Linked DNA regions of Homo sapiens: all the other regions are linked to region 1. The links are chromatin contacts, found by Hi-C or POLR2A ChIA-PET in ENCODE. All regions are on one chromosome and are shown on one strand. Each heading gives the region's core, a stretch centred on a gene start or an enhancer-like site at or near the end of the contact. The rest is flanking DNA. Distances are from core to core; before and after follow the strand shown.

Evidence for each region. Hi-C counts contacts between places; a loop is a spot of excess contacts on that map. ChIA-PET counts read pairs that join two places held with the same protein, here RNA polymerase II (POLR2A). Pooled maps may share reads with other maps.
Region 2: a loop to region 1 is called in a map of CD8-positive, alpha-beta T cell, with 4 times the contacts of the local background. The contact joins the promoter of BEX4 here to the promoter of HNRNPH2 in region 1. A Hi-C loop is called at or near these places in 3 of 168 maps with a recorded cell type or tissue (CD8-positive, alpha-beta T cell, breast epithelium and naive thymus-derived CD4-positive, alpha-beta T cell) and 7 of 50 pooled maps.
Region 3: a loop to region 1 is called in a map of naive thymus-derived CD4-positive, alpha-beta T cell, with 28 times the contacts of the local background. The contact joins the promoter of LINC00630 here to the promoter of HNRNPH2 in region 1. A Hi-C loop is called at or near these places in 1 of 168 maps with a recorded cell type or tissue (naive thymus-derived CD4-positive, alpha-beta T cell) and 10 of 50 pooled maps. POLR2A ChIA-PET finds 5 or more read pairs at or near these places in 1 of 52 experiments (T-cell).

The regions. Positions count from the first base shown.
Region 1 is chrX:101,406,555-101,409,903 of GRCh38, reverse strand. HNRNPH2 (heterogeneous nuclear ribonucleoprotein H2) reads right to left here and starts at 1,682. Exons shown (of 2, transcript NM_019597.5): 1 at 1,585-1,682. The region is part of intron 3 of RPL36A-HNRNPH2 (RPL36A-HNRNPH2 readthrough); the gene reads right to left. It overlaps GLA (galactosidase alpha), which reads left to right and starts at 1,979. Exons shown (of 7, transcript NM_000169.3): 1 at 1,979-2,194. The coding sequence starts at 2,001.
Region 2 is chrX:103,213,463-103,216,811 of GRCh38, reverse strand. It overlaps BEX4 (brain expressed X-linked 4), which reads right to left and starts at 1,704. Exons shown (of 3, transcript NM_001080425.4): 1 at 1,574-1,704; 2 at 1,048-1,130; 3 at 1-663. The coding sequence starts at 658. The coding sequence ends at 296.
Region 3 is chrX:102,767,660-102,771,008 of GRCh38, reverse strand. It overlaps LINC00630 (long intergenic non-protein coding RNA 630), which reads right to left and starts at 1,856. Exons shown (of 12, transcript NR_146589.1): 1 at 1,668-1,856. The region is part of intron 8 of ARMCX5-GPRASP2 (ARMCX5-GPRASP2 readthrough); the gene reads right to left.

The DNA.
Region 1 (3,349 bases), core at 433-2,932:
ATGAATTATACTTTATCCTTAAACTGGAATGCAATGCAGCCATTTAAAAAAAATCTATCTGCCTTGACCCAGAAAGATCTCCAAAATACATTAAATAAAAGAATATACATAGTATGATCCTACTTATAGTAAAAGATTGGCATGCATGTATATACGTATGTAAATAAATAAAAGATCTGGAAGCAAACTTGTTTTTGAGAGAACTGAAGGGTGGGGGGGTGAAGTGGGCTTTTCGCTTTTTACCCTATATACTTCTATACAGTTTTAATTCTTTACATTTGCTGTACTGGGATTTTTTCTTTTTAAGTTAGAAAGAACATATTAGTGGTTACTCTGAGTGGGAGGTTTATGGATTTTCCATGTTATTTTTCCAATTTTTTTATGCAGCCTTAAATTTCTACAGAAATAATTACTTTTACTTCAGCAAAAAAAGTAACATAAAACAAATTAAAATGTTTGCATTTCTGGGATTTGGTATAGGAAATTTTATAAAATTTTCTAATTTTGTATGTGGATGGTTTATCTGAAATGGTCTGGGAGCACTGGGCCTCTTGGAAACAAAGTACAAAGTGTAATAACGGCCATAAAACTACACTGAGGAAACGATTTAACAAACATTTACTGATTGCCGATTATGTGCCTAGCACACTGCATCTGCAGTGATAACAGTTTTCCTATTAACCATCCTAAGGTCTCAGTGACAGATTTACAAGCTGTTTTTTTATTTCATTTTGCAGGATTTTTTTTTTTTTTTTTGCTTGCCTTATCCCTGGGATAACCCGTCCCATTTAATTCCCTGCACCGCTCTATTCCTTAAGAGCCCTTCTGTAGGGGCAGAGAGGTTCTACTTCATTACTGCGTCTCCTGGGAAGGCCATCAGGACTGCTGGCTAAAGTGGGAACCAGGACTCTTTGTGAGTTAAGAATTTGTGTATTTATATGTGTGTTATACACATTTTTTAAAAAACTGTAACGACATCAGGTTGAGCAGTCGTCTCCGGGTGGTGAATTATGTGTATTTTTAAATTTTATACTATATTGTTATTTTTCAAATGTTCGAAATTGAATATGTAGATTGTTGTTATCAGCAGAAAAATAAACATTATTCAAATACTCTATTCAGTAAAGTAATTTATTGGGCGCCTTTGTCAAGCACGCATTTGCCTAGATGTGACTCTACAGATAAAATTCACTTGGGGCCTCCCCTTACAGACAATCAGGCAGTGGAGACTGAGTGCCTGAATGGATAGACCAGCACTCAGACCACTATTTTCAGTATCTGTTTTTCTTAACTCAGGGCCGTGGTTTTCAAACGTTTTTCGCCTTACGGTCACCCTTAGGGGTCCCCCGAGACCGGCCCAGACAGACAGATATACAAAAACACATACACAGTCATGAGCGTCCACCATTTCCCCACCAGGCGCAGCACAGGCGGCTTCCCGGCACTGAGATGGGGGGGAGGAGGGAGAGAGCGCGAGGGGGGAGGGGAAAGCAGAGAACGAAAGAGGCGGAGGCGGCCCCCGAACCCCGCTCTGGTCTTCATCATCACCACCCCTGGGTCCCCAGTTCCCACCCACACACCAACCTCTAACGATACCGGGTAATTTTCCTCCTTCTTCCCTCAAACGGCTATAGCGAGACGGTAGACGACGACCAGAACTACTTCTGCTCACGTAAGCGAGTAATCACGTGAGCGCCTACGTCATGTGAGATCTCGGTCACGTGAGCAACTCTCGGCTTAAACTCGGGATCACTAAGGTGCCGCACTTCCTTCTGGTATGGAAATAGGGCGGGTCAATATCAAGAAAGGAAGAGGGTGATTGGTTAGCGGAACGTCTTACGTGACTGATTATTGGTCTACCTCTGGGGATAACCGTCCCAGTTGCCAGAGAAACAATAACGTCATTATTTAATAAGTCATCGGTGATTGGTCCGCCCCTGAGGTTAATCTTAAAAGCCCAGGTTACCCGCGGAAATTTATGCTGTCCGGTCACCGTGACAATGCAGCTGAGGAACCCAGAACTACATCTGGGCTGCGCGCTTGCGCTTCGCTTCCTGGCCCTCGTTTCCTGGGACATCCCTGGGGCTAGAGCACTGGACAATGGATTGGCAAGGACGCCTACCATGGGCTGGCTGCACTGGGAGCGCTTCATGTGCAACCTTGACTGCCAGGAAGAGCCAGATTCCTGCATCAGGTATCAGATATTGGGTACTCCCTTCCCTTTGCTTTTCCATGTGTTTGGGTGTGTTTGGGGAACTGGAGAGTCTCAACGGGAACAGTTGAGCCCGAGGGAGAGCTCCCCCACCCGACTCTGCTGCTGCTTTTTTATCCCCAGCAAACTGTCCCGAATCAGGACTAGCCCTAAACTTTCTCTGTGTGACCTTTCCTGGGATGGGAGTCCGGCCAGCGGCCCCTGTTTCTTTCTCTCTCTCTCTCTCTCTCGTTCTCCTTCTCTTTCTCTTTCTCTTCTTTCCTCTCTCTTTCTCTCTCTCCCTGCCCGGTTCTCTTTTTTCACTGCTCCTTGCAGAGCAGGGCCACCCCATAGGCAGTGTGCCCAAAGTAGCCCTGCCCGGTTCTATTCAGACCCTTCTTGTGAACTTCTGCTCTTCCTCTGCCGGGTGCTAACCGTTAGAACATCTAGGGTGGGTAGGAGGAATGGGGAACTAAGATTCGTGCCATTTTTTCTCCTTTTGGGGTCGTGGATTTCTCGGCAGTATCTCGAGGGAGTTAGAGAGACCATAAGGTCGCTGAGATCTCTCCCACCTCGCCCATGAGCGTGGCATCAGGCTGGAAGGTTGACATGGAGGAACTTTATACATTTACACCTTTGCGTGAGGGTTGAGGCTGGATTAGATAGGTATTGAACATATCTGACCCTCACAATCCTTATCTGTAAATTGGGATTACAACCTTTTAATTTCAGGGAGCTGACAAAAAAAATCTGAAAAATAGTTCTTATCTCACACAGGTGAGTTTTCAAGGAGATAACCTATTTAAAGTACATAGCACAGCGCTTGACCATTCAACTGCGCTTACAGAGCAAATGTTCAATGGGAAAATGAATGTAAATCTACAAATCTGAATGAATATGTGTATTTTTCTGGAGAGAGGATATTTACCTTTCTTCAAATTCTCAAAGGGCTCTGTGATTTAAAAAAGGTTAGGAATCACTGATAGATGTTGGTAAAAGGTGGCAGTCACAGTACATTTCTGTGTCCATAAGTTATTCCTATGAATATCTTTATAGATAAAGTCAGGATGTTGGTCAGACATCACAGAAGAAATTGGCCTTGTAAGTTTCATGTGACCCTGTGGTACAGTATGTGTGGCAATTTTGCCCATCACGGAT
Region 2 (3,349 bases), core at 455-2,954, 1.8 Mb before region 1:
AGTAATACTTACAAAAATAAGGACTGGAATGAAAAAGGAAGATGATGGAATACAGACTGCTTTTTGAACTGCTTTATGCATTTCATATTATGAAAAGAGTATTTTTCCTAAAATAGGTGAATTGCCATGCTGACCGTAACTTTTAGGCTGAGACAAAACAATATTCAATTAGAATTCTAATTTCCATTAGAAACTGGTAAGTGTAAACCCCAAAAGGCTTACAGAAAAAGTAAATCACAAAAATACAAGCTTGTAAAGCAGTGTTCACATTAACCTCAGCGAAAACTTTTAGGATTCAAGGTATGAGGCAAAAGTCATAATGGTTGTCAGGTTCAGGAGTTTGGAAGCGCATATAGTGCCTCATCTGCTGTTCCCTAGTCTTTCTCTTGATTTCCATCATCTGCCCTACAAACCTTTCTACATCATCTCTCGCTTCATTGTGCTCAATATGCCTATTAGGTATGGCCCATCGAAAATTAGGGACAAGTCGCCTAACTCGCCCCCGCCTGATATTTCCTCCAGGCTTCTGGCCTTCACCCCCTCCCAAATGGCGGGATTCTTCTTCATTCTGCGTGGGGGCCTGCTCCCCTCCTTCGTTTTCTTGTTGGGCATTTTCCCCGTTGAGATTGTTTGCCGCTAGTTCCTCTTTGGACTCCATTACTCCTAGGAGACAAGAGAGAGAAAATGGGCTGAATTCTTGGTGGACTGATAAGCACTGAGGACAGAGGCCCTACTAGGCACCTTTTAAAATTCAGAGCCCTGGACTTGACTTTATACTCTAACATTTCATTTTTTTCCACCTGAGAAGCCAGTATGCCCTGTGGGGTGCCCTCAATCCGAGCCCCTCCCTTCCGCAAAGCCCACCATTTTCCCTGTAGATCCATCTCCAGGCTTCCGCAGGCAGCAAAATGGAGGACGAGGATGGCGTGTGGGAAGGGGAGGGTTGCATGGGGTAGAGGGGGGCGAGGGTGAAGGCATGGATTAGGGTCTCAGACTGGGCTTTCCTCACGTTCCGGCCCCCGCCTCACCACCGACCCTCGCACCGACCTGGGCCTATCCTTGCAGTCTCCTCCTCCGGATTCTTGACGCGAGGTGCGCCGCCGCGACACTTAGCCCCGCAGACCTGCAGACTGCCGGGGTGGGGGAAGTGGGGGCTGCTGCAGCAGAACGCTAGCTAGGAACTACCGCCATCCGGCCCCTCCCCCGCCCCGCCCCGAGGCCCTGGCCCTGGCCCTGGCCCTGGCCCTCCTCGCCACCCTCGCCCCCCGCCTCAGCCGCCCCGCCCCGCAAGCTGACCACCATTTTCTGCACCAAGAAGTGCGGGGCAGGGGTGTCGGAAAAGCTTGCGCTGATGGCGTAGGCAGGTGTTTCCGAAGGGTCGTAGCCCCAGGACCGCCGGCTCCCTCCGGGCCGGGCACCTCTCCGCTCAAGGAAGGCTCGCGGGCCCGCCGCGGGGCCCGGGGGCTGCATCGCGGACCGATTGCTTCTCCGCACGGCTCCCCCGGGGTGGGCATCCGCAGGCCGGAGCCACTCCCTCACACCAACCCCAGGGACCCCCCGCCGGGTTCCTTACCTGCTCCCCCTCCGCTTCCTAATTTCGGGGCCGCCCCTGGCCCACACGTCCTCAGGGCCACCGGGAGCAGGTACCACCGCCGAGAATGGAACGAGCCACGACGGCTCTGACGCCAGAGCGAGACAACACTCAGTGTTGGCCGGTCACGTGGGGCTGTTGTCATCGCCAACGGCTCCGCCCCCGTCCCACGCCCCCTCCTGCAGCCCGGAGTCAGGCGGGGCTTTCGGGTCAGCCCCTATCCTCATCCGGAGTCTCTTTTAGTATCTCCAGACTGGCCGGCCCTTCCACTCTCCTGTCTTTGTGTATTCTTGGGACTTCCTCTGCCTCCCCAAGAGGGAAGCTGTCTTCTCAGGGAGCTGTTGGCCATTCCCACTTCTGTGGGGACTTGCCTCTCCCTGTCCTGGGCTCCCAGGATTTTCCCCACATCTCCCAACCAGGACGCGGGCGCAGAATTTAAAGGGGTGCAAAATTCCTCAGCAGTCAAGAAAAATAACATTTTAATGCAACATTTTAAAAAACAATTATTGCAAGAAAATTTATGATGAGCAAGATGTCAAAAATTTAAATAAAGAGAGCATCAGTCCCGCCCACCCCAATGGCAAACTGTGGTACTTGTTACCAATGCTCATCCTTTTCTCCACACCAGAACGTTTGGGGGGGGACAGGAAATGAGTCAAGGACAGTGGATTTTTTTTCTAATTCTTCTTAATACCTTTCTGTTCTGTTCCTTTTTTTGGGGGGTGGGGCAGAGTCTCGCTCTGTCGCCCAGGCTGGAGTGCAGTGGCGCGATCTCGGCTCACTGCAAGCTCCGCCTCCCGGGCTCACGCCATTCTCCTGCCTCAGCCTCCCGAGTAGCTGGGACTACAGGCGCCCGCCACCACGCCCGGCTAATTTTTTGTATTTTTAGTAGAGACGGGGTTTCACCGTGTTAGCCAGGATGGTCTGGATTTCCTGACCTCGTGATCCGCCCGCCTCGGCCTCCCAAAGTGCTGGGATTACAGGCGTGAGCGCCCGGCCCCTTTTTTGTTTAAGAAACAGTCTTTATAGTTTAACTTTATCTTAACTTTAATGGAAAATTTCGAACATTTGGAAAAATGGAATAGTATAATGCAAACCCCATGTACTAGTCCTCACTCAGATTCCACAGTTAACAACTCATGGCCAATCTTATTTCGTCTTTATCTTACCCGCTTCCCAACCTTAAAATTATTTCTGAAGCAAATTCTAGACATAATATCACTTTAGGCATAAATATTTCAAAGTATGTATCTACAAGATAAGGGTTTTCTTCTTTTTAGCATATAACCACAATACTGTTGTCACATTTAATAATTCACAATTCCTTAATATCATTTTATGTCTAATCTGTGTTCAAATACCCAATTGTATTATAGTTTTTTTTAACAGTTTGTTTGAATCAAGATACAAATAAGATATGCGCATTTTGATTGGTTGCCAAATTTCCTAAATTTCTTTTAATCTGTGGGTTTTCATTTTTTAATTTTTTCTTTAATTATTGATGAAATAGTCATTTGTTCTGTATTTTCCTACAGTCTGGATCTCAGTGGTGTCATTAACACATTATCTCTTTACTCTGTGGTTCCTATAAGATGGTAACTAATTCTAGAAAAGCATCCTGGAATTTGGGTTCAATTTCAATTCAAGTTTGTCCAAGGGAAAGCAAAGACTCTTTCTGTTTTCCTCTTTTTGGGATTTTAGCTGAAATATTTCTATAAAGAGACCCTTCCTATTTTAGGTCGGGCTCCCTAGAAGCAG
Region 3 (3,349 bases), core at 607-3,106, 1.4 Mb before region 1:
AGACCCTGGATAGGAAGAATAATCTCTAGTGTTCTATAGCATTATACTAAATTATCAAACAATAATTTAATGTATTTTTTCAAATAGCTAGAAGAGAAAATGTTGAATGTTACCAGCACATATAAATGATAAAGATTTGAGATGATGGATATGCTAACTACCCTGATTTTATCACTACACATTGTATACATATATTGAAATATCACAGTGTACCCCCATAAATATGTACAATAATCATGTGTCCATATATAATAAAATATACATTTTTCAAAGTAAGACATACAAGTGGCCAACAGATATGTGAAAAAATTCTCAATATCACTAATTGTCAGGGAAATGCACATTAAAACCATAACAAGATATCACCTCACACTTGTTAGGATGGCCATTATTTAAAAAAACAGAAGATGGTAAGTGTTCACAAGGATGTGGAAAAAAATGGAACCCTTGTACAATACTGGGAATGTAAATTTATACAGATATTACAGAAACAGTATGGTCATTCCTGAAAAAAACTAAAAATAGAATTACCAAATGATCCAGCAGTCCCCCTTCTGAGTATATATCCAAAGGAAATGAAATTAGTACCTCAAACAGATGTATGTACTCCCATGTTCACTGCAGCATTATTCACAATAGCCAGGGTATGGAATCAACCTAAGTATCCACCAACAGATGAATAAAGAAAATGTCATACATGCACACAATGGCGTACTATTCAGCTTTTTGAAAAAAGAAGGAAATCCTGTCATTTGTGACAACATGGATGAACCTGGAGGACATTAAGTGAAATAAGCCAGGCACAGCAAGACAAATACCACGTAATCTCACTTGTATATGGAATCTAAATAAGTTGAACTCATAGAAGCAGAGAGTAGAACAGTAATTACCAGACAGAGGCTGGGGAGGGGTTTGGGGAGATGTTGGTCAATGGATACAAAATTTCAGTTAGAGAGGAGGGATAAATTCAAGGGATCTATTGTACATCATAGTGACCATGGTTAATAAAAATATATTGTACACTTGAAAACTGCTAAAAGGGTAGATTTTAAGTGTTCACCACAAAAAAAAGTACATTAGGTAATGCATAGGTTTATTAGCTTGATTCAGCCATTCTACAATGTATAAAATATATCAAAACATCATATGACTTTTTAATTGACACTTTATAAGTTATAGTTCATAAACAAATTTATTATACAACAGATATGGGAGAATGCATATTATAATCTCAAATTGGTAGGAAGGCCTTCTAACTAACTTTATATTTCAACATTCATTTGATAGTGTTGATGGGAATCACTGGTTATTATTTATGCAGTCAGAAATATATATATAAACTTATCATAAATGCATGTTAAACATAAAGTTTCTCCCTTGTCTATACTGTAAGAAAGTTTGAAACAGAACAAGAAGAGGCCTGACTTCATACAGGCATTCCTGATCCTGCAATAACCACAGGGCTATCGTCTTGCACCTATGTTATCACTGAAGGTTTCAGCAATCCTGTGGGTGAGCATTTTTATTTCCATTTTACAGAGTGGGAAACTGGGCTCAGAGAGGGTCTTTACCTGTCTCATCCTCCCGCGTCCCGCCTTTACAGGGAAAGTAGCCCCGGGACACCCTGGAGCAGGACACCACACTCACTGGGGCCAGAAGAGACCCACCTCTCTCTCCTTCACGAAACAGCCAGAGCGCCGATCCCCAAAGTGGGAACGAGGGGACGTCGATCTGGGGTCCTTTCGTCTCCCTAAACCCCACGGAGATTCAGGCCACACTGCTGGGCACTCACAACCTCCACTGAGTCCAAACGCCTGAAGGCGGTTCTCCCCAGGCCAAATTGGTCTCAATAAAAAGTCGTCACCGTCGCTAATATGACGTCAGGTTACTATGGCAACCGCGTAGCACTGGCTTGTCTTCCACACCTGAAAATGACTATGCACAACCCGCTCCTCCATCCCCAGCCTATCCCTTAAAGCAAAACACCTTCATTCTTCAGATAACTCCCTGAGAAAACATACCAATTAGAGGCTGGGATCCGGGCAATTTTCAAGACTCTCTACTCATTATGGTAGAGGAAAGGAAGTCCATGTTGTCAGGAATTTTGCTTTAAAAGTGACCTAAGGGGGCCGGGCGCGGTGGCTCATGCCTGTAATCCCAGTACTTTGGGAGGGCGAGGCGGGAGGATCACGAGGTCAGAAGATCGACACCATCCTGACTAACACGGTGAAACCCCATCTCTACTAAAAATACAAAAAATTAGCCGGGCGTGGTGGCGAGCGCCTGTAGTCCCAGCTACTCAGGAGACTGAGGCAGTAGAACGGTGTGAACCCGGGAGGCGGAGCTTGCAGTGAGCCGAGATTCTCAAAAAAAAAAAAAAAAAAAAGTGACCTTAGAGGAGTATCATCAGTACACAGAAGCCCAGAGAGGTGTCCTAGGACTCTGGGAGATGAGCTAGCCCTCTGAGGAGGAACATGTACAACTCACACACTATACTAGGCAGTTGGTTTTCTGTGGCAGAAAACAGATTGTTTATAATCAAGTGACTGAATGATCTAGAAACACAAAAACTGTCATTTGAGTAATAATACAGTTATTTCAGGGAGGCCGGACTAGAATAATATAATCATTTAGTAGGCAGGAATCCAGTCAATTAAAACACACAGTAGTTTGCCTTAAGGAAATTTTTTTTTTTTTTTTTTTTTTTGAGACGGAGTCTCGCTCTATCGCCCAGGTTGGAGTGCACGGCGCAATCTCAGCTCACTGCAACCTCTGCCTCCCAGGTTCAAGCGATTCTCCTGCCTCAGCCTCCCGAGTAGCTGGGATTACAGGCGCTTACCACCACACCCAGCTAATTTTTATATTTTTAGTAGAGACAGGGTTTCACCATGTTAGTCAAGCTGGCCTCGATCTCCTGACCTCGTGATCCACCCGCCTCGGCCTCCCAAAGTGCTGGGATTACAGGCGTGAGCCACCGCACCCAGCCCTGCCTTAAGGAAATTCTTATCCTTCATTCCTGGTATGTTTTTCCATGTGGAAAATACATCCATGACAAAAATACATGTAGCCTCTACACACTCACTCCTCTCTACGGCAGGAATGACTTATCCGATTGGAGAATCTGGAAGGAGACACATGATACTCTGCCCAAGCCCTCTCCCTTCAACTTCTTGGTAGTAAGCTGCCCTTCAGGAGGCACTTGTTCAGCTTTGCCTTCAGGGATGGGACTTAAAATAGGCCCACAGGTTTACTCCTCTAACTGTGTCTCACTGACTCTACAATTATTCCTATAGTTCTTGATTCACAATGCTTAATTCTTTAAGGGGCCCCCAAAATACTCTTCTGCTTC